Linked DNA regions of Homo sapiens: region 2 is linked to region 1. A link is a loop called in an ENCODE intact Hi-C map of the cell type or tissue named here. Cell type or tissue: Caco-2. All regions are shown on one strand. Links, peaks and the distances in the headings refer to the core of each region. The heading gives the core; the rest is flanking DNA. Region 1 overlaps ITSN1 (intersectin 1). Region 2 overlaps ITSN1 (intersectin 1).

Region 1 (10,610 bases), core at 1,495-9,494:
GATGGACAGTATATGTTAGAAACCTTTATTATGTTTTATTTCCATGTAGAAACTATATTCCAGTTAACTAATTTGTTAACTTTCAACTGTAATCTGTTAATGCTTTGGGGACTCCTTGTCTCTCCTGGCTGATTTCCAATTAAGAATACAAGAAAACCTTAATTCTCGGAGGATGGAGTCAAGTCAGTGTGTGTCATGCCAAATTATAACCGTGGCCAAAGATGGTACATCTTCCTAGAAATTGTCTTATTAATAAGGAGCTGGAAGGAGGTTGGCAGATATCCTTTTGGCAATTGAAGTGCTTAGAATTTTTTCAACTTTGCTATGATGTGGAGGGGAGGAGAATAAAGCAGTGGGAATAGACAAGAGCCAGAAGGTACAGGAAGGAAGAAGAGACGGGGTGAAGAGGCTGGATGAGGGCTCTGGAATCTGAGACGGAGGGCCAGCAGAAATGGAGAGAAAAGAGGGAGTGAGGGAGCACTACCTGGAAATGGGCCCTGAGAGGAAAGAAGGGAGCCAGACACATGAAGGCAAGGATTAGATCAACTTTGTGATCTGGTTCAGAATGGGTGTCAGGGCAAACAGCCATATAGTCATAGTTTGTACTTTCTTAAGACACTCCTGAGTATGTGTCAGAAGGGCCTTCAGCCCCAACAAGATCAATTTGCTAAACTCATACAAAAAAAAAAAAAAAAAAGAATAAGCACCCTGGACTCTTGATCCCCTCTCCTCCATCCCTCATTCCTGAGTCTTTACCATCCAGTAGCTCATGGCGTTGAACTAAGATGACATCTTAGTTACCTGGCTGCCCAAACCAACACCTGGGCACCGTGCTTGATTTCCCTCTTTTCTTCACCCTGCATACCCAGTCCATCAACGTAATTGCATTTACGGACTTTATCCCCAATCTGGCCACTTCTTTCCTACTGCTACCATCCTAACCTGTCATCTCACCTGGGCCCACTGTTCGAGCATCTGGACTGGGTTCTCTCTTTCACACTTGCCCCTTTAGAGTCTAGTCTCCAAACAGCAGCTGGAATTTTTTTTTTTTTTTTTTGAGACAAAGTCTCACTCTGTCGCCCAAGCTGGGCAGTGGCGCAATCTGGGCTCACTGCAACCTCTGTCTCCCGGGTCTAAGTGATTCTTCTGCATCAGCACCTTGACTAACTGGGATTACAGGTGCACACTACCATGCCTGGCTAATTTTTGTATTTTTAGTAGAGACGGGGTTTCACCATGTCAGCCAGGCTGGGCTCGAACTCCTGACCTCAGATGATCCACCTGCCTCGGCCTCTCAAAGTGCTGGGATTATAGGCATGAGCCACCGCACCCGGCCAGGAATAATCTTTTGAGGAGTGCAGTGGTGCGATCTCAGCTCACTGCAACCTCTGCCTCACAGCTTCAAGTGATTCTCCTGCCTCAGCCTCCCGAGTAGCTGGGACTACAGGCGCGCGCCACTATGCCCAGCTAATTTTTGTATTTTTAGTAGCAGGGTTTCACCATGTTGGGCAGGATGGTCTGGATCTCCTGACATTGTGATCCGCCTGCCTCGGCCTCCCAAAGTGCTGGGATTACAGGCTTGAGCCACCCTGCCCAGCCTTCTTCCTGTTCTTTAAATGGGCCAGGTTTCTCCTTGCCTCAGGGTCATTGTACTTAGTGTTTCCTCTTCCTATAATTCAGTTGCTCTAGTTCCTCACATCGCAGGTTCATTGCCTTTCAGGTTTCAGTTCATATGTCACCTCCCCAAAGTGGCATTCCCTGACCAGCTAGTGTAAAGTGGTCCCCTCTGCCCACCTCTTTCCCTTTACCTTGGTAGCACTTATCACCATGTAAAATAATCTGGTTTGTTCTCTTGTTAGTTCTGCTTGCACTAAAATATAAGCTCTGTGGTGCTAGGAACTGTGTCTTTTTCATAGATATAACCCCAATTTCCAGATAGATGCCCAGCCCCCCACTCCCCCCTGCCCCATAATTGGTTTTTGAATGAATGAGAATGAATGACTGGATTAGTCTGCACTGCTGCTGGGTCTCACCTCCAGCCCAAGGGGCAGCAGGTGAGAGATGAGCAGCCTGAGGCCAGGCTTTGTGGATGAACTGGGCTCCTAAAGGAATCTGTAGGTGCCAACACTGCAGGGAATGAGGTGGGACAAGAGGAGCCTGGCCTCATCCCTTCATCCTGTAACACACACAAAGTAGTTTCAGAATTGTTACATTCACCTCCACTACAAACAACAAATTTAGGCCCAGTGCAGTGGCTCATGCCTGTAATCTCAGCACTTTGGGAGGTCGAGGCAGGAGGATCACTTGAGCCCAGGAGTTTGAGACCTGCCTGGGCAACATAGTGAGACCCCGTCTCTACTTTAAAAAAAAAATTATCCAGGTATGGTGGCACATGCCTGTAGTCTCAGCTACTCAGAGGATGGGGTGGGAGGATCACTTGAGCTGAGGATTCAAGCCTGCATTGCGCTATGATTGTGCCACTGTACTCCAGCCTGGGCAACAGAGTGAGACCCTGTCTCAAACAAACAAACAAATAAAAAAAAAAAAAAGAACCTAGTAAGTAGTGTAAACCAAAAAGTATCTGAGACAAGAGGTCTCAATCATTTTAGGAGTTTATTTTGCTAAAGTTAAGGACATGCCGGGAGGAAATAAGCACAGAATCACAGAAACTGTGCTTTTCTCCAACGATGATTTTGATGGCTTCAGTATTTAAAGGGAACAGGTAGGCTGGAGGGCAAAGAGGGAGGATATGGTAATCCATATATTGCCAGAGAAAAGGAGCAGGCAGGGGAATAGTCAGTTAGGTAATAGTAAATCAGTAAAGTGCTCAGTAAGTCGGCACTTTACATAAGATAAAATGGAACATAAAGTAGCCTGTAGAGGTGTTTGACCTTTTATTTGTAGCTCCCTGCTTAGGAACAAAGGGACTCAGCTTTCAGGGACTCAGCTTTCAGCTTACTTTTCTACCTTTTGCATAGTGAATTGAAGTCCTGCGTTTTTATTTTCCTTTCACAGTAGATTTCAAGATTACTTTGTAGTTCCTTTTGTTTTTAAACAGAGGACATATAAAGTACTATGTGAAGTTACTTGGACTAGGCTTTTTTTTCTACCTCTTACGTGGATATGTTAGTTATTTATAATATGATTAGGTTTATTTTCATTTTTATTTAATTTAGATATGCCTCCTCATCTTTGTGGACTTAATTTTATTATTTAAATACATAACAGATTAAAAAGGTTCTAAAAACCGAAACTAACAAAAAGGTGTGCTCAGACAAGGTCACTCCCTCTTCTATCCCTTTACCCTGTTTCCACCCATTGTATTAGTTTCCTGTTATCCTTCATTTATTTTTGTTGGAAAAAAGCAGGTACATAATGTATATAACGTGTATGTATTCATATTTAAATTACTTCCTTTCCTCCTTACATTAAGGTAACCTGCTATAAATGCTCTCTGTTCTTTTTTTTTTTTTTTTTTTTTTTTTTTTCTGGAGACAGAGTCTTGCTCTGTCACCCAGGCTGGAGTGCAGTGACGTGATCTCGGCTCACTGCAACCTCCATCTCCTAGGTTTAAGCAACTCTCTGCCTCAGCCTCCTGAGTAGCTGGGATTACAGGCACGTGCCACCATGCCCAGCTAATTTTTTGTATTTTTAGTAGAGATGGGGTTTCACCATCTTGGCCAGGCTGGTCTTGAACTCCTGACCTCATGATCCACCCTTCTCGGCCTCCCAAAGTGCTGGGATTACAGGCGTGAGCCACCGTGCCCAGCCTGTTTTTTTGTTTTTGTTTTTGTTTGAGATGGAGTCTTGCTCCGTCACCCAGGCTGGAGGTGCTATCTTAGGTCACTGCAACCTCCGTCTCCCAGGTTCAAGCAATTCTCATGCCTCAGTCTCCCAAATAGCTGGGACTACAGGCGCCCGCGTGCCCAGCCAATTTTTGTGTTTTTAGTAGAGACAGGGTTTCACCTTGTTGGTCAGACTGGTCTCGAACTCCTGACCTCAGGTGATCCACCTGCCTCGGCCTCCCAAAGTGCTGGGATTAGAGGCATGAGCCACCGCGCCCAGCCGTAACTACCATATTTCCATAAATTTCTTAGAATTTTCATTACCAGGGATTCCCCACAGTTATGTTTATTGAGAAAAGCGTTTTTTGAGTATCACGACATTTTCAACTAAATGTTGGGATTGTCGTATGTGGTTTAAAGTCAAGTCCCTAGAACCTCATGGTTAAGTTTCTTCTCCTCACCCATGAAAACACTTCTGTAGGACACCTTTAGAGTCTAATTAAGCCATTACCTAAAGTCTTCTCCCCTAACCTACTCATTATCCCACACTGGATATTCCTGTTTCTCACCAGAGACCATACTGGGCAGTGGTGTGGGGAACAGGGAGTGGGCACCTGCCTGACTGATTGATTGGTTTTAGTGTGCATGTTGATGTTGATTTTTATTAATGGGAACTCTTCCCCACCAAACCGTTTTAAATAGTTGCGTATCTTTTAAAAAACTACTTAGCAAAAGAAGGAAGTTCACCATTTCATTTTATTTACTTAGTTTCCTTTATAAAACCTGAAAGGTAGTACAAAAATAAAGCAACCAGAAGCCAGTTTCATTTATGAGCATAGATCCAAAAAAGTCAAAATCTTAGCAAATAGAATTTCACAATGTATGAAAAGAATACACAATGACCAACTTTATGCCAGAGGTGCAAGATTGGTTCAGAGTCGAAAAATTCTATCAACATTAGTCATTATTTCAGCAGATAAAAGGAAGAAGAAAACTTGTGATCGGATTGGTAATTACAGATTAGGCACCCGATGAAAAATACAGTAACCATTTCTAATAAGTAGAAAGGAAACTACTTAAATATGTGAGACTACTATCCATGAAAAGAGTCAAACTCTGTAAAATATTTGAAAAGGTTTATTCCAAGCCGAATATGAGTCACCAATGGCCTGTGACACAGCCCTCAGGAGATCCTGAGACCATTTGCCCAAGGTGGTTGGTATATAACATGGTTTTATACATTTTAGGGAGACATAAGACATCAATCAATATATGTAAAATGTACACTATTTCGGTCTGGAACAATGGGACAACTGGAAGCAGAGGCTTCCAGGTCATACGTGGATTCAAGAGTTTTTAATTGGCATTTCATTGAAAGAGTTATTATCCAAAGAGCTGGAATCAATAGAAGGGAATGTGTGGGTTATCATAAGTGGTTTTGGAGAACAAAGTTTTGTCATGCGGGTGAAGCCTCCCGGTAGTAGACTTCAGAGAAAATAGATGGTAAATATTTCTTATCAGACTTTAAGAGCCTCCTTTATCAGTCTTAAGGCCTGTGTTGATGCTAATGCTGGTCAGCTGGGCCTGAATTCCAAAAGGGAGGAGGGTATAATGAGGCATGTCTGACTTCCTCTTCCCATCTTGGCTTGAACTAGTTTTTCAGGTTAATTTTGAAATGCCCTTGGCTGAGATGAGGGGTCCATTCAGATGGTGGGGGGCTCAAAATTTTGTTTTCAGTTTACATTACTTTCCAGAAATCACTACCAACTGTCATTCTAAACAATGAACTCTATTAAACTATTAGCTCTAGTAAATCTACTGTTTCATTTAAACTCAGAACTGAGCAAGAACGCATTCAGTAATGTCTTAGAAGGCAGTAAGACCAATAAAAAAGATTGGCCTAAATATTGGAAAAGAAAGATAATGCTCATTTTTTTCTAGTTATGTGATTGTATACTTAGTACACCCAAGAGATTTTAGTTTTAAAACATTAATAAGAACTTGTAGGAGTCTGGTAGGATAGCTAAATACAGCCTAAATAATTTTTTAAAATAAAAAATGTTCTCTGTGCTTGAAATAAGCACCTAAAAATGGAAATGGGGGGAATGTTTCATCTAAAATCTGGCAAAAATGATAAAATTCTTCAGAATACATTTAGCAAGAAAAGCATATTATATGAAAAAAGTGATACAATTTTATTAAAGGAAATAGTATATTTGAACAACCGGAAAGATTGTCTTTTCTTTGGTTGGGTAAACTATTGGTGCAAAAGCAATTGTGGTTTAATCAATTCTCCAAAAATCCCCTTCTAAGGCAGTTTTTGGATCCCAGTAGGGTTGTTTGTATAACAGATAAAATAATCTAAATGTTCATAGGAAAATAGACACCCATGAATAACCAAGGGGGAAAAAAAACCTTCCCAGACCTTCCCGGATCACAATATACCAGAGAGCCAGTGTGATCAAATCATTGTAATATTGACCTGGAAATTGTTCAGTCAGAACAGATAGTCCAGAAATAGTTCTCACTTCATATGAACATTTGATACATGATAAAAATGTATATTAGTTCAGTGAGAAGAAGAGGGATTGATTAATAAATATTACTGGGAAAGCTAGGAATCCATGTAGAAGAAATGTGATTGGACCCTGGAATAACTCCCCCACCCCTACCCATAATTATTGGTTTAAGGATTGAAATGAAATAAAATAATACAATGTTAGAAAATCAAGGACTAACAACCTTCTAATCATATGATAAAAGAAATATTTTATATACAAAAATTTAGAATTTTTATGCCGTACATATACATAAATCAACAAATAATGAATTTTTAAAAGTCTTTCAGCAGTCAGCAGATAAACAGTTAATTTGTGATACACTATGAGCTCTTATAAACTAACAACAAAAGACATGCAATATATAGAAAATTTGGCAAAGGATTTGAATAAGCAGTTCATAGAAGTGCAAATCCAAATGGCCACGAAATACAGAAAAATGATGCTCAGGTTCACAAGTAGTGAGAAGAATTCAGATTCTGAATTCTTTGCTGAAGGGCCCATGACTACAGGAGAATGGGGAACTCCTATCTGAGGCAAAAAGGTTTCTGCAACCACAGAGCTTTGTTTCCTGCGTTATGATCCTTATTTTCTAAAATGTGCCAACTTTTACAATCTTGATCACTTTTAGAGATTTTTTTATCTTTGTCTTATGCCATACTTTTTATTGTGTTACATGTTTTCTTTCTTTGAGTTAATTCCAGCTATGCAGAATTGTTTTCTGTGTAACTTAATTTTCTTTTGTGAACACTGTCCGGATATGGCTCAGTCTAAAAGATCATGGTATTTTAATTGAACTGTCTTATTTAGATCTTTCAAATACATTTTTCATAATATTGGTTTAAAAAAATCCTCATGCTTTTAATATCTGGATTAAAAGAAATAAAATCTGAATAAAACTTTTTTATGCAGAAGAGGTTAAGTCATGAATATGCACAGTTTTGATGATATAATGTAGTTTCCAGTTACAAGGACAAACTTTTGCTTACTTGATCTTAGCCAAAAGGCCGAGAAGCGATTCCTTTTGCTTACTCTTCTTTGAGAAAATACTTTACATTAAAGCTCATTACAGTTTGCACTTGGACCGTGTATATTTGAGTACCATTTTCAAATAGCAGACACATTTTGTAAGCTAACTTACAAAATTGTTGAGTGATATGGGGCATGATTCTAAAGAAAAGTTAGTTTCAAGAGCTTTAGAGGTTTAGTAGCATTATAGTTGAGTAACCCTAGCATAGCATAAGTAGGTAGCATAGCATACTGTGTCATGTTCCCACATTGAGGTTTGTAGAGCTCTACAAAGAATGCAATCTAAGTATCTCTAGCAATATTAACATTCCGCTTCTAAATCTTTTTCTTTTCTAATAGCTTTATTGTGAAAGAATTCACATAATAAAATTTACTCGTTTAAAGTATCTAATTCATTGGTTTTAGTTTATTCACAGAGTTGTGCGACAGTCACTATTAGCTAATTTTAGAATGTTTTCATCACTTCAGAAAGAAACCCCTTTTGATGTCTAAAGTACAAATCCTCACACTGAGGCTGAAAATTACCTGCTAAAGTGGCAGAGTGAAAGATATTTTATGTTTATATAAAACTTGGCCAGTATTTACAGGCTATTCCCCATAGTTTGGTAAACAGTTATGTTTTCTGTTGTTGTCTCTAGGGGTAAGAGTGCTAATTATTTTGTTTTCGTGTTGGTGGGAGTGGTGGTTTTGGAAAGGTTCTTTTATGGTCACAGTTGTTCTCAGGCCATGCTGTTGGTTTGCAGGGCACTAGCTGACATGAATAATGATGGAAGAATGGATCAAGTGGAGTTTTCCATAGCTATGAAACTTATCAAACTGAAGCTACAAGGATATCAGCTACCCTCTGCACTTCCCCCTGTCATGAAACAGCAACCAGTTGCTATTTCTAGCGCACCAGCATTTGGTAAGTCTGAAAATGAATTGGTTTCTGTATTTTCTTGTATATTTTAAAAATAAATGTTTTCCTTTTTTTCCCTCTCGGTTTATAACATTATGAAATTCTAGGAGGTAATTCTGTCTGAAAAATGATGGCCCCCTGCAGGAAGATAGTGCTGGGGAGAAGAAGGAGCATGTTCACATTTGAACCCTGGGATGTAAAGTAATCAAAATGAAAGCAGAGATGCAGGCCGCCAGTCAGGGGAAAAGGAAGAAACTTACAGTCCGCTGCTGCAGCTTCTGGGTTTTTTTTTTTTTTTCTCTTCCATTATCCTTCAGGTTGTTGCATACTTCCTTTTGATTTTCGGTTTCCATAATGTCTGTTTCTCCTTGTGCATAAACAATTCCTTTGGATTATGGCATCTAGAAATATATATATTTTGAATCACAGTACTGAGTCACTTGGCCACATTAAATTCTTTCTTAGAACAAAATGGAATAGAGAAAAAATAAACATTGTTATCCTGATTAAAAACCTAATTCCAGCCGGGCATGGTGGCTTACACCTCTAATCCCAGCACTTTGGGAGGCTGAGGCAGGTGGATCACCTGAGGTCAGGAGTTCGAGACCAGCCTGGTCAACATGGCGAAATCCCATCTCTACTGAAAATATAAAAAATTAGCCAGGTGTGGTGGTGCGCACCTGTAATCCCAGCTACTCGGAGAGGCTGAGGCAGGAGAACCTGGGAGGCAGTGGCTGCAGTGAGCCAAAATTGTGCCACTGTACTCCAGCCTGTGCGACAGAGCAAGACTTCGTCTCAAAACAAACGTGATTCCATAAAAAATTATCTTTCAACCAGGTATTTTTCTTATAAGCTAATTGATTAATTAGTTGACTGAGATCAGTAGTTCTGATTTCTGTTCTCATTCTAGACTTTAGGTTAATTTGAAGATCACAGTAATAAAATCTAACATCTGATTCATGGGGAGGTTCTTTAACAGTTTAAAACAAAACATGAAAATTGTGGCTAGAGTTTCTTTTCATCTCTTCATCCTCAGATAGCTGATGATAGGTGATAAAGTGAAATAGATTTCGGAGGGGGCAGTCAACAGTAATTCAGGGTGTCTCTGATATAATTAATGATAAGCTAAGATACAGAAATACTCTGGTTTTACTTACTAGGTTTCCTATTAAAAACAATGTATTGCCTTTCTTTTAGTAAGTTTTAGCCACAAGGCTGGTTTTTGTAAGGGGAAAGGTTTTGGAAGATTTTTAGGCAAATAGGATAGTGGTCCAAGAAAAGAAAGAAAAATCCATATATGAGCAAAGGCGAGGAAGAGCAGAAGTGAACACTGCAGCAGCCTCCACATGACTGGGGCCGTTGTTTGTCTTGTCCAGTGTGTGCTCACAATGTTTAGCCTTTAGTTAACCAGCTAATTTAAGTGGAACTTGCTCTGAATCCCTGAAGATCTCTGTAGCCAATCTTTGGTCAGGACCCAGGCGTTAAAATAATTCAAGGGTGTTTGGGGTCGAACACAGTGGCTCATGCCTGTAATCCTAATGCTTTGGGAGGCCAAAGCAGGAGGATTGCTTGGTCCCAGGTGTTGGAGACCAGCCTGGCAACATAACAAGGCCTCGTTGCTACTGAAAATTTAAAAATTAACCAGGCATAGTGGTGGGTGCCTATAGTCCCAGCCACTTGGGAAGCTGAGACAAGAGGATCACTTGAGCACAAGAGGTCAAGCCTGCAGTGAGCCAAGATCACACTACTGCACCCCAGCCTGGGTGACAAAGTGATACCCTGTCTTAAAAAACAAAAACAAAAAACAACGGTATTTGGTTTTCTTTTGGCTTTCTTCCAATGCTACAAGAAGAAATCTCATAGTGGAGAAAAGGTCAAATGACTAGAGGCACCCCATTTCTCCTTTTTCTCTCAAACCTGGGGTCAATAATTTTTCCTGTACCATTTAATTCATTTTCTCTTATTCCATTCTGCCATCAGAATTTCAGTTGTGGAGCTATTGCTGATTTAGTTTCAGGAGGTTGTGACCTTACTGCTGAGAAAGTTTTACAGTCGTTAAGTAACCTGCTACTGTTAAACCTGCCAGGATTTCTGACCTAATACTCTGCCAGGCAGCCCATCACTCTTCCCCCCAGACTTCTCCCTGTCTTTCCTCACCACATTGATGTTCTCAGTAAATGATTTTGATGAGGCTAAACCATGAAGGATATCAGAACATAGGAGAAGTTACCAGTATATGATCTTGATCAAGTTTACTTAAGTATTTTCTAGTTCTACCTCTCAGCTCAATCTAGGGTAAAATACATATATATATTTTATAGTTTGTTGAGCCACTTGAGA
Region 2 (10,610 bases), core at 1,793-9,792, 76 kb before region 1:
TGATGAATGAAAGCTATATAGCTAGTAATGAGAGAAACCTTGAAAAATTGACAAGAAAATGAGTGCCATTCTTGGTATATAGCAGATTTCAATGAATAGTAGTTCCCTTTGCCTTTATTTTTCCTCTTTCCTGCACTTAATATAAAGAGCTAATATTAAAGTCATTAAATGAGAATAGATCTGTATTATAGGTAGCACTGCTTATTTTTAGACCCCTTCAGATACAGTTATTACAATTGTTGTTTTAATATTCTTTAAATGATTACAGGAGGAAGAAACTTGGTAGCGGGGTTACCAGGATGTTAGCTCCATGAGGGCAGGGAGTGTATCGCTGTTGTCCAGGGGGCTAGCCCCAGGCCCTAGAGCAGCGCCTGCTGCCTGGCAGACACGCAAGGGTTATTTGTTGGTTTATTAAATCAAGGAGTGTTTGAGGTCCTTCAAGCCTGGAGGCCCGAGGGCTCTGAGCTGGTACAGAGCAAGTGCTGGGGGCAAGAGAGACAGGTGGGGAGTGAAGGAGAGAGGCCCACTTGGGACTTGACTCTGAATGTCTGGGAAGTAGGAAGTTAATGTAAGTTTTAAGCAGGGGAGTCCCATGATGTGCTTTTGTTTAAAAATCTCCTTCTGAGTATCATGTGGGAGTGGATTGGAGGATGGATAGAGAGGAACATTCCATTGACTCGGCTTCCAGCTGTCTATGGATGTTGACGTTTCTACCTAGCCTTCTGCTTTATCTTTGTGATGAGGATAATGTGGTGTACTTTGTGAGGTCTCAGGAATGGTTTGAGATGAATGGTAATTTGTGTAAACTTTCCGGAGTTTCTCTGAGGAAAAGAGAACCCCATAAAATTATTACTATTGATCAAATGAAATAGCAGTGTAAGACAAAGATCAAGAATTATTTAGCTTTATAAACAAATTAATTGAGGTTATGAATATAGGTTTCTATAGGAGAGATTTTGTTTCCTTTTTTTAGTGAAAGAAATCTTAAATGTATGGGAATGAATCCTTAAAATAGCAGGCTTTTGCATTGTCTATAGAAGCTGTTCTCTTTGAGGAAGATCTGTTTTGTAAAATGCTGCTGTTGTCTGTCCAATCTGGAGTTTTAATTAGTATCAAAGGGAGGGAAATCCTGCAGTAATCGTAACCTTACTTTAATTCTTAGTTCAATTAGTTTTAAACCACAGTCATTATCTGTTATCTTTAGTTGTTTTGATCTTGGTAGATGAAGTGATTAATATTACAGTTGTGATTTGGTAATTTAAAAAATAACATGTTTTTTCCTACTACAAAAGGAATACATGTTTATTGAAGAAAACTTTTGGAAACATATATAAGGAAAGAAGACTAAAAGCCTACCAAGATCTTACCATCCAGTGATAATGACTGTTAATACCCTGTGAAGGTCAACATGCTCAAATTACCCAGCAGGTGCCTGGTGTGAAGCTACTTAGCCCGGGAGAGTTGAAGGCCTGTTAGGGACCACGAGCACTGAAGGTGGCAGGACGGTCCAGGGCCAGTCAACCCAGACCTTTGTGGTTCTGGGAGGATGCGTCCTGGTGTTACTACACCTTATAGTTATTTAGGAGAATGTGGGTTTAATATGAAATCTTCTGATTTTTATGTGGGCCACACTTTTTATTGTTAACACACTGGGGTTCAAAGCATACCTGAGGGCTGGATTCAGTCTTCGTTGCCTTGCCAGTTTGTAGCCTCAGGTACGTACAGTTTTGTAGCCTGTGTTTTTCACTTAATGTGTTGTATTTGCAGCCTTTTTTGCTACATCGTCATATATGTAATCAGTCACTTATTGCTGGACCTATAGATTCTTTGTCTTTTTGCTTTTTAATAAAGATAGGTAAAATTCTTGGACCAAAAGTTGTTTGTAAAGCCTTTGCAGCATACCGCTCTCAGATGCATTCCCCCTATCATGTAAAAGGTACTTGTTTCCTGTTCTCTTACCAGGACTGGGTAAAACCATCTCCAAAAACATCTTAGCCAATTTTATTTGTTTTAACTTGCATTATTTTCTGTATTACCAATGAGTGTGAATGATTATTAAATGCCTATTGGCCTTACACAAATTTATTTGGTAACCAACTTGTCTTGCTGGAACTCTAAGTTCCAGCAATGTTTTGGTCTTGCATTCAATGCTTCTCAGTCTTTGTGATTCCAGATAATATTAGTACTGTGTTAGTAGCAATAATTAGTACTAATTGTAGGCATCGTTCCCCAAAACTGAGGGCATCAGTATCTTTGGCACAACTATAATCCACTTAAAGTACTGTGACTGGGAAGTTCTTTTTTTTTTTTTTTTTGACAGAGTCGTGTTTTGTTGCCCAGGCTGGAGCGCAGTGGCACAGTCTTGGCTCACTGCAACCTCTGCCTCCCGGGTTCAAGTGATTCTCCTGCCTCAGCCTCCTGAGTAGCTGGGACTGCAGGCATGTGCCACCATGCCCAGCTAATTTTTATATTTTCAGTGGAGACGGGGTTTCGCCATGTTGGCCAGGCTGATCTCGAACTCCTCACTTCAGATGATCTGCCCTCCTCAGCCTCCCAAAGTGCTGGGATTACAGGCGTGAGCCACCGCACCCAGCCGTGATTGGGAAGTTCTGAGTTTAGTTAGCTGTTCAGTGAATGTTTGAGTACACGCTGTATATGCCTGGCATTGCTCTAGGTGAGTAGCCTTGAACCAAGATAGAATCTCAGCCCTCTAAGACTTCTATGCTTTTTTAAAAATTCTCGAGTTTTTCATACAGACCATCATGTTTATAAAGGACCATTTTCATTCCTAGAATTTATAATTTATTTTTAACTTGTATTTCTTTCTTTTTTTTCTTTTTTGAGACAGAGTCTCGCTCTGTTGCCCAGGCTGGAGTGCAGTGGCACGATCTCAGCTCACTGCAAGCTCCACCTCCCGGGATCATGCCATTCTCCTGCCTCAGCCTCCCGAGTAGCTGGGACTACAGGCATCAGCCACCACGCCCAGCTAATTTTTTGTATTTTTAGTAGAGACGGGGTTTCACCGTGTTAGCCAAGATGGCCTCGATCTCCTGACCTCGTGATCCGCCCGTCTCGGCCTCCCACAGTTCTGGAATTACAGGCGTGAGCCACTGCGCCCGGCCAATGTCTTTCTTTTTTTTGAGATGATGTCTTGTTATATCGCCCAGGATGGTCTTGAACTGCTGGGTTCCAGCAGTTCTCCTGTCGCAGCCTCCCAAAGTGCTGAGATTATAGGCATGAGCCACCATAACTTGTATTTGTTTATTGGCATGGAACTTCTAAAACAGTGATGAATGCTTGTTACCCTTTAATTCCTTCCTTCTTTCCTTCCTCTTTCTCTTTCTTTCTCTCTTTGTCTCTTCTTTCTCTCTTTTGTCTCACTCTGTCACCCAGGCTGAGTGCAGTGGCATGACCATGATTCACTGTATCCCCAACCTTCCAGGTTCAAGGAATCCTCCCACCTCAGCCTCCCAAGTAGCTTTGACTACAGCCACAGCCACGCACCACCACACCTGGCTAATTTTTTTTTTTTTTTTTTTGGAGAGACGATCTCGCTGTGTTGCCTAGGCTGGTCATGAACTTCTGGACTCAAGTGGACCTCTCGCCTCAGCCTCCCCAAGTGCTGGGCTTACGGGCATGAACCGCTGCACCTGGCCTTTGATTTTTTAAATTCACTTTAATTATCTTAAGTTCTGTTATACTCTAGACTCTTAGCAAGAGTCTAGAATCAACGTTAGTTATTAGTTCCGTATTTTGATTATGAGACAAGGTACAAAGCTGAGACTGTGTGATGAGAACCTTTGGAATGTATATCTGACCCAACACAGATCCCCTAAGTGCCCTTCAACCTACACATCCAATTTCTTCCTACCTCCTTCTCTACACAAAAGACATAATACATTGAACTCGGGTTGGGCACCTGACCAACCTGGCCCAATCAGTGTTCGTTTCTTCCCTGGAAATTTGAAACTAGGCTCAATAGAGAAGGATTTGGCCTTAATATGCTCAAGGACCCTAAGTAAAGGATTGGGAGTTATAAGCAGTTATGTTCTGCTGTCTGGGGACTAAGAAAGATGATTTATGGATGGGGAGAATAAAGTAACTGTCTAAAGAGAAGCAGAGAGAACACTACCTGACTCTCTGACAGCATTAAGCCACTCTCTTCCAGTCTGTTCTTGGTCCAGCTGCATTCTCGTTCTTGAGTTCTTAAGGTTACCTCCTTCCCCTTGATTTAGGTAGCTGGAGTTTCTGTTACTGTGAACTAAACATTCTTCTCATTCTTACCACAATATTCTTTTTATGATACTACCTTGTCTCTTTTTTTTTTTCACTATGTCTAGGGACGTTGTGAATTTGTTATTATTTTCTCCATATAATAACATCAACAGTTAAGGATAGCAAGAAACATGGAAGTACCAAAATTTAATCTAATTCAGGCAATCACAATTTGATTGGAAAGGCCATTTTACAAATGCGGACTCTGGCTCGGACCTGTTTTAAACCGGTGTAGATCTCTAGCTGAGGGAAAACAGGAAGGAAGAAATTTTGAAGTTACTTTTAAATGTTGCAGAATTTCAGTGGTGTCATTTCCTTTCACATCCATATAAAATGTTGACCTCCTGCAAAAACCAATACTAGGGACATTCACAGTGTACAGTATTATGTGCATCTGTATAGGGGGTGAGTCTGAATTCTGTTCAAGTGTGTAGCCACTGAAACAAGATTTTTTTTTTGTTTGAGGCAGAGTCTTACTCTGTCACCCAGGCTGGAGTGTGCAGCGGTGCAATCTTGGCTCACTGCAATCTCTACCTCCTGGGTTCAAACAATCCCCCCACCTCAGCCCCCAGAGTGGGTAGGATTACAGGCACCACCATGCCTGGCTAATTTTTTTTTTTTTTTTTTTTGGTATTTTTAGTAGAGATGGGGTTTCGCCATGTTGGCTAGGCTGGTCTTGAACGCCTGACCCAAAGTGATCTGCCTGCTTTGACCTCCCAAAGTGCTGGAATTACAGGCGTGAGCCACTGCGAAGGGCCTTGAAACAAGACTCTAAAGTGTACTGTCGAAATACCAAGAAGTTGAATCACAGAATAGTTTACCTGGGGCTGGGCTTAGTTCTTAGATTAGCTTTCTGTGTCGTGGTGATGTCATGTATCAGGAATCCTTAACTTAAAAAAAACTCAGTGATAAGTTTAAGTAGTCCACTATCTAAATGCAGTTGGGTGGGGAGGTGGAAAAAGTGATAGGGAGAGAAAAAAGAGGATTGTAGGAGAGAGAAGGAAGAAAAAGGAAGGTTGCTTTATTGCCACAGTTTTCTTTATTCATAATTGTATTTGTATGAGCTTTTTCATTTCCAAGTGGAAGAAGCACAGCATTGAAATGTAGTGACTCACATACCTGTCAAGTCCAAGGATTCTGATTGGCCTGGCATGATCGTGTGTCTGAACCCATCATATGACCAAGGGAAACGTGTACTCTCATTGGCTCTCCTGGGCCTTGGGTCTACCTTTTCCCCCAGTTGGTGAGACCAGTACCTAAACTCGTGGAATTAACAGAAAGCATTAAAGAGAAGTAGGATCTGTCAAGAGGAGAAAAAAACGCTAGGCAGGCAAAACAGATGGCCTTTACTCAGTGTATGATCAGTGTCATACAAATTAATAATTAATAATTGAAGTTACTTTTAAATGTTGTAGTATTTCAGTGGTGTCATTTCCTTTCACATACATATAAAATGTTGACCTCATGCAAAAACCAATACTACAGACATTCACAGTGTACAGTGTTGTGTGCATCTGTATAGGGGGTGAGTTTGAATTCTGTTCAAGTGTGTAGCCACTGAAACAAGCTTTTTTTTTGAGACGGAGTCTCACTCTGTCACCCAGGCTGGAGAGTGCAGTGGTGCAATCTTGGCTCACTGCAACCTCTACCTCCAGGGTTCAAACGGTCCCCCCACCTCAGCCCCCGGAGTAGGTAGATCAGGTCTGTGGCGTGCCACTTGTTTTATTTATTTATTTATTTGTTTATTTATTTATTTGGCAGAGTCTCACTCTATCGCCCAGGCTGGAGCGCAATCGTGCGATCTCGGCTCACTGCAACCTCCGCCTACCAGGTTCAAGCAATTCTCCTGCCTCAGCTTCCCAAGTAGATGGGATTACAGGCGCCTGCCACCACGCCTGGCTAATTTTTTGCATTTTTAGCATTTTTAGTAGAGACGGGGTTTTACCATGTTGGCCAGGCTGGTCACGAACTCCTGACCTCAGGTGATCCACCTGCCTCAGCCTCCCAAAGTGCTGGGATTACAGGCGTGAGCCACCATGTCCGGCCTTTTTTAATTTTTTTATTTTAATTTTTAGATTCAGAGGGTACATGCACAGGTTTGCTATGTAGGTTTATTGCATGATGCTGAGGTTTGGGCTTCTAATGAACCAGTTGCCCAAGTAGTGAACATAGCACCAGATAGGTAGGTTTTCAACCCCTGCCCCCGTTTTGGAATCCCCAGTGTTTATTGTTCTTAATTTTGTGTCAGTGTGTACCCAGTGTTTAGTTCCTACTTGTAAGTGAGAACATGCGGTATTTGGTTTTCTGCAGAAGCTTTCTTGACCTTCTCCTTTTATCTCTGATTGTCAGTTTCCTCTTAGTTTCATTTCTTTCCATAAGCAGCTGTGACCTCAGCATGGGTCATTTCAGCTATTTCCTTGCCCTGTTGCTCTGTTACATTTAGGACTTCCCAATTCCCTTTGAGGGCTTCTTATCCTTAAAATGTTGCTGTCGCCAGGGCTTTTCATACCCTCTTTTGACATTTCACTGGTCTTCCACGGCAGTCATTTTCACTGTATTTATCTGTCTGTACCTGGAGCGGTGTCTTTTTTTCTAACCCTGCATCGTGTAATGATGATGTTCTGATAGGTGATTTTGTCTTTGTGCAAACATCATAAAGTGTATGGTTGACCTTTGAACAAGGGAGGGATTAGGGGTGTTGGTCCCCAACACAGGCAAATCCACATATAAGCAGGGCTCCGTGGCCCTTGCCTGTAATCCCAGCACTTTGGGAGGCCAAAGTGAGAAGGTTGCTCGAGACCAGGAGTTTGAGACCATCCAAGCAACAAAGTGAGACTCCCATCTCTACAAAAATTTTAAAAATCAGCTGGGCATGGTGGTGTACTCTTGTAGTCCCAGCTACTAGGGAGGCTGAGGCAGGAGGATTGCTTGAGCCCAGGAATTTGAGGTTACAGTGACCTGTGGTTGTGCCAGTGCACTCCAGCCTGAGCGACAGAGCCAGATTCTGTTTTTAAAAAAAATCATATAACCTTTTTGACTCCCCCAAAACGTAACTACTAATGACCTATTGTTGACCAGAAGCCTTACTGATAACATAGTCCATGAACGCATACTTTGTATGCTATATGTATGATATATTCTATTCTTACAATAAACTAGAGAAAGGAAAATAGTATTAAGAAAATTATAAGGAAGATAAAATATATTTACTATTCATTAAGTGGAAGTGGGTCATCATAACATTCTTCATCCTCATTGTCTTCACGTTGAGTAGGCTGAGGAGGAGGAAGAAGGGTTGGTCTTACTGTCTCAGGGGTGACAAAGGTAGAAGAAAATCTGAATATGAGTGGACCCACACAGTTAAAACTCATGTTATTCAAGGGTCAACTACTTATACAAACCGAGGTGGTATAGCCTACTATACACCTAGGTTATATGTATAGCCTATTTTGCTCCTTGGTTACAAACCCCTACAGCCTGTTACTATACTGAATACTGTAGGCAGCTGTAACACAAGTATTTACAGTGGTATTTGTGTATCGAGACATATCTAAACATAGAAAAGGCACGGTAAAAATATGCTGTTACAATCTTACGGGACCACGATTGTATGTGCAGTTCATCATTGACTCAAATGTTACTGGCTGCATGACTGTACCTACTGGATCCATTGGGCGCTTAAAACTTCAATACATCTAGAGCATTGCTCACCTGCCACCTTTCTTCTGACCAACCTCTTCCTCTGTCTGTATATCCCATCTTGGTGAATGATACTATTATCTATCCTTTTGTTCATTGTTTCAGCAGTTATTTATTGATTACTTACTGTGTGTCAGATAGTCTGTGGTATAATTTTATATCATTTTGTTCCTGATTCCTAGCACATAGCTTCCAAAATCTTTGGAATTTCCTGAGTGGTGGGAGTGTCTTCTTATTCATAATGAGTCCTTTTGGATCTTATCTGAGTTCATGCTAATGAACTGGCTCCTGGGGATGAGGGGCTGGACACCCTCAGAATTGGGGGTGGTCCGGAGGAAGCAGTCAGGAAACTGCAGGATTGGAGGGTTGGAACTTTCAGCCCTCCGCCACCACCAGCTCCAGGGAAGAGAGAGGGACTGGAAATTGAGTTCAGTCACGTGGTCAGTGATCTACTTAATCATGCCTATGCAATGAAATTGCAAACGAAAGCCCTGGAACTGTGAGGTTCGGAGAGCTGGGTTGGTGAACCCATGATGTGCAGAAAGGTGAGTGCCTATATTGCACAGAGGAGGAGAGGGCATGGAAGCTCTGTACTTCCTCTCCCCCATGCTTTGTGCAGTGAGTCTCTTCCATTTGGCTGTTCCTGAGTTGCACAGAGCTTTTCCATGTTCGGTGAGTTGTTCTAGTCAATTACTTAACTTGAAGTGGAGTTAGGGGAACCCCTAAATTTGTAGTCAGCCTGGCAGAAGTGCAAGACTTGAGGCTGGCATCTGAAGTGGGGAAGTCTTATGGGACCAAGCCCTTGATTTGGGGAGTCTGCACTAACTCCGGTAGTGTCAGAATTGAAATGAATGGTAGGACACCCAGTTAGTGTTGGAGAACATTTTTTAGAACTCAGTCTGCCTATAGTATTTTTGAATACTGTGTCTATACACAGTATAGACTTAGTACCTGCCCTTAAGCTAGATAGGTGAACAAGCAATTATAATTTAGCTTTGTAAGCTATTCATGGACTAAGTCAGCAGCCTGTACTTTTTTTTTTTTTTTTTTTTTTTTTGAGATAAAATCTTGCTGTGTCACCCAGGCTGGAGTGCAGTGAGATGATCATTGATCATGGCTAACTGCAGCCTCAACCTCCCAGGCTCAGGCAATCCTCTCACCTCAGCCTCCCGAGTGGCTAGGACCACAGTTGTACACCACCACACCTGGCTAATTTAAAAAAAAATTTTTGTAGAGATGGGATCTCACTGGTCTCAAACTCCTAGGCTCAAGCAGCCCTCCCACCTCAGCCTCCCAAAGTGCTGGGATTAGAGGTGTGAGCCACTGCACCCAGCCTGGATTCTATCTGATGCTGAAGTCGGTGGCTTGATTCTGTCAATTCAGCCTCTGAAAGGTCGTTTGAATTCACCCTTTCTAGCCCCACTGCTCTGGTCTTAGTCCAGGCCTTTATATATTTTTTCACTTTACTACTTTGCTCTTAATGGTTGCTGCTTCCTGACTCGTCTGGCTTCTCTGTTCCACTTCATTTTACACTCACATGTTGCCAAAATAATCTTTGTTATGTGCTGCTCCCACAATAAGATCTTTCCCCGTGCTTTTATCTCCTAAGGTGGTGGACCTCAAGCCTTTTGGTATCAAAACCCTTGTGTCCTCTTAAGTGATTGAGGTCCCCAAGGAACTTTTCTTCATGTGGATTTTTGTCTTATCATTGTCTGCCAGATTAGAAATTAAAACCAAGAAATTTACACTTAAAATAGCTGTAATAAACCTATTACATGTTAACATAAATAACATTTTTATGAAAACTGTTCACAAAACAAAAAAATTTAGTGAAAAGTGGCCTTGTTTTACATTTTTTGCAGATCTCTTTCATGCCTCACTGAATAAAAAGATGGCTGAATTCCATAACTGCTCCTGTAGTCAGTTTGTTGTGAAACGTTGTTTTGGTTGAAATAGTTGAAGAAAATCTGGCCTTATACAGATATGTAGTTGGAAAGAACAGGAGTCTTTTAGTGGCATTTCCAGAAAATTGTGGTTATTTTGTGATACTGTACCAAAACTTGACACTGGGTAGTTTCTTAAGGATTGGTTGCAGTGTAGAATCTGAAGTCATATAAGTGAACTTTTTATCCTCTGTTACAATAAAATCTGTTGATCCATCCTATACTTTGAATGGCTATTTTACCCCTGTTTGATTTGACCAATACATACAACATCATGTATTGGTCATTTGGAAAATACTGGGTCACTGAGTTATGTAAATCTTACAAATGTTGACACATTTCATTAAACAATATCACAAAATCGTGTTTGTTATCACCACCCATCTTATTAGAAAATTCTTTAAATGTTGAGAAGCAGTCTAGCTCATAATGGCAGATACAAGTTTTCCAAAATTCTAATTTTCACCCCAAATTCAAATTTTATCATGAACAGCAAGTACTGTCAGTTGTTTTTCTTGCAGCATCAGGCTTGCTTTATTTTTGAGAAACTGTGCCAGATACCCAAATCTGAATAATCATAGTTTTTTTTGGTTGTTGTTTTGCCAAATAAAAATCGAGTTCCTGTAAAAAAAAAATGGCTAGTTTAGCTCACAACTCAAATGATTGCACAGTGATTTTCTTGGACATTGTTGT

Evidence for each region. Peaks named below come from ENCODE experiments on the same cell type or tissue, not always from the same donor. Only the 100,000 strongest peaks of a DNase experiment are listed, where the experiment ranks them.
Region 2: a loop joins it to region 1, with 2.1 times the contacts of the local background. A loop is called at or near these places in 5 of 110 quality-filtered maps.

The regions. Positions count from the first base shown.
Region 1 is chr21:33,726,929-33,737,538 of GRCh38, forward strand. ITSN1 (intersectin 1) reads left to right here. Exons shown (of 40, transcript NM_003024.3): 5 at 8,116-8,276. Among named protein-coding and RNA genes, the nearest start is that of ITSN1, 90 kb to the left of the region's middle. In Caco-2, for the core only: no CTCF peak of the experiment used is centred there; a DNase peak (open chromatin) is centred at 5,353.
Region 2 is chr21:33,650,700-33,661,309 of GRCh38, forward strand. The region is part of intron 1 of ITSN1 (intersectin 1); the gene reads left to right. Among named protein-coding and RNA genes, the nearest start is that of ITSN1, 14 kb to the left of the region's middle. RefSeq lists an enhancer at 6,072-6,571. In Caco-2, for the core only: no CTCF peak of the experiment used is centred there; DNase peaks (open chromatin) are centred at 5,032 and 5,442.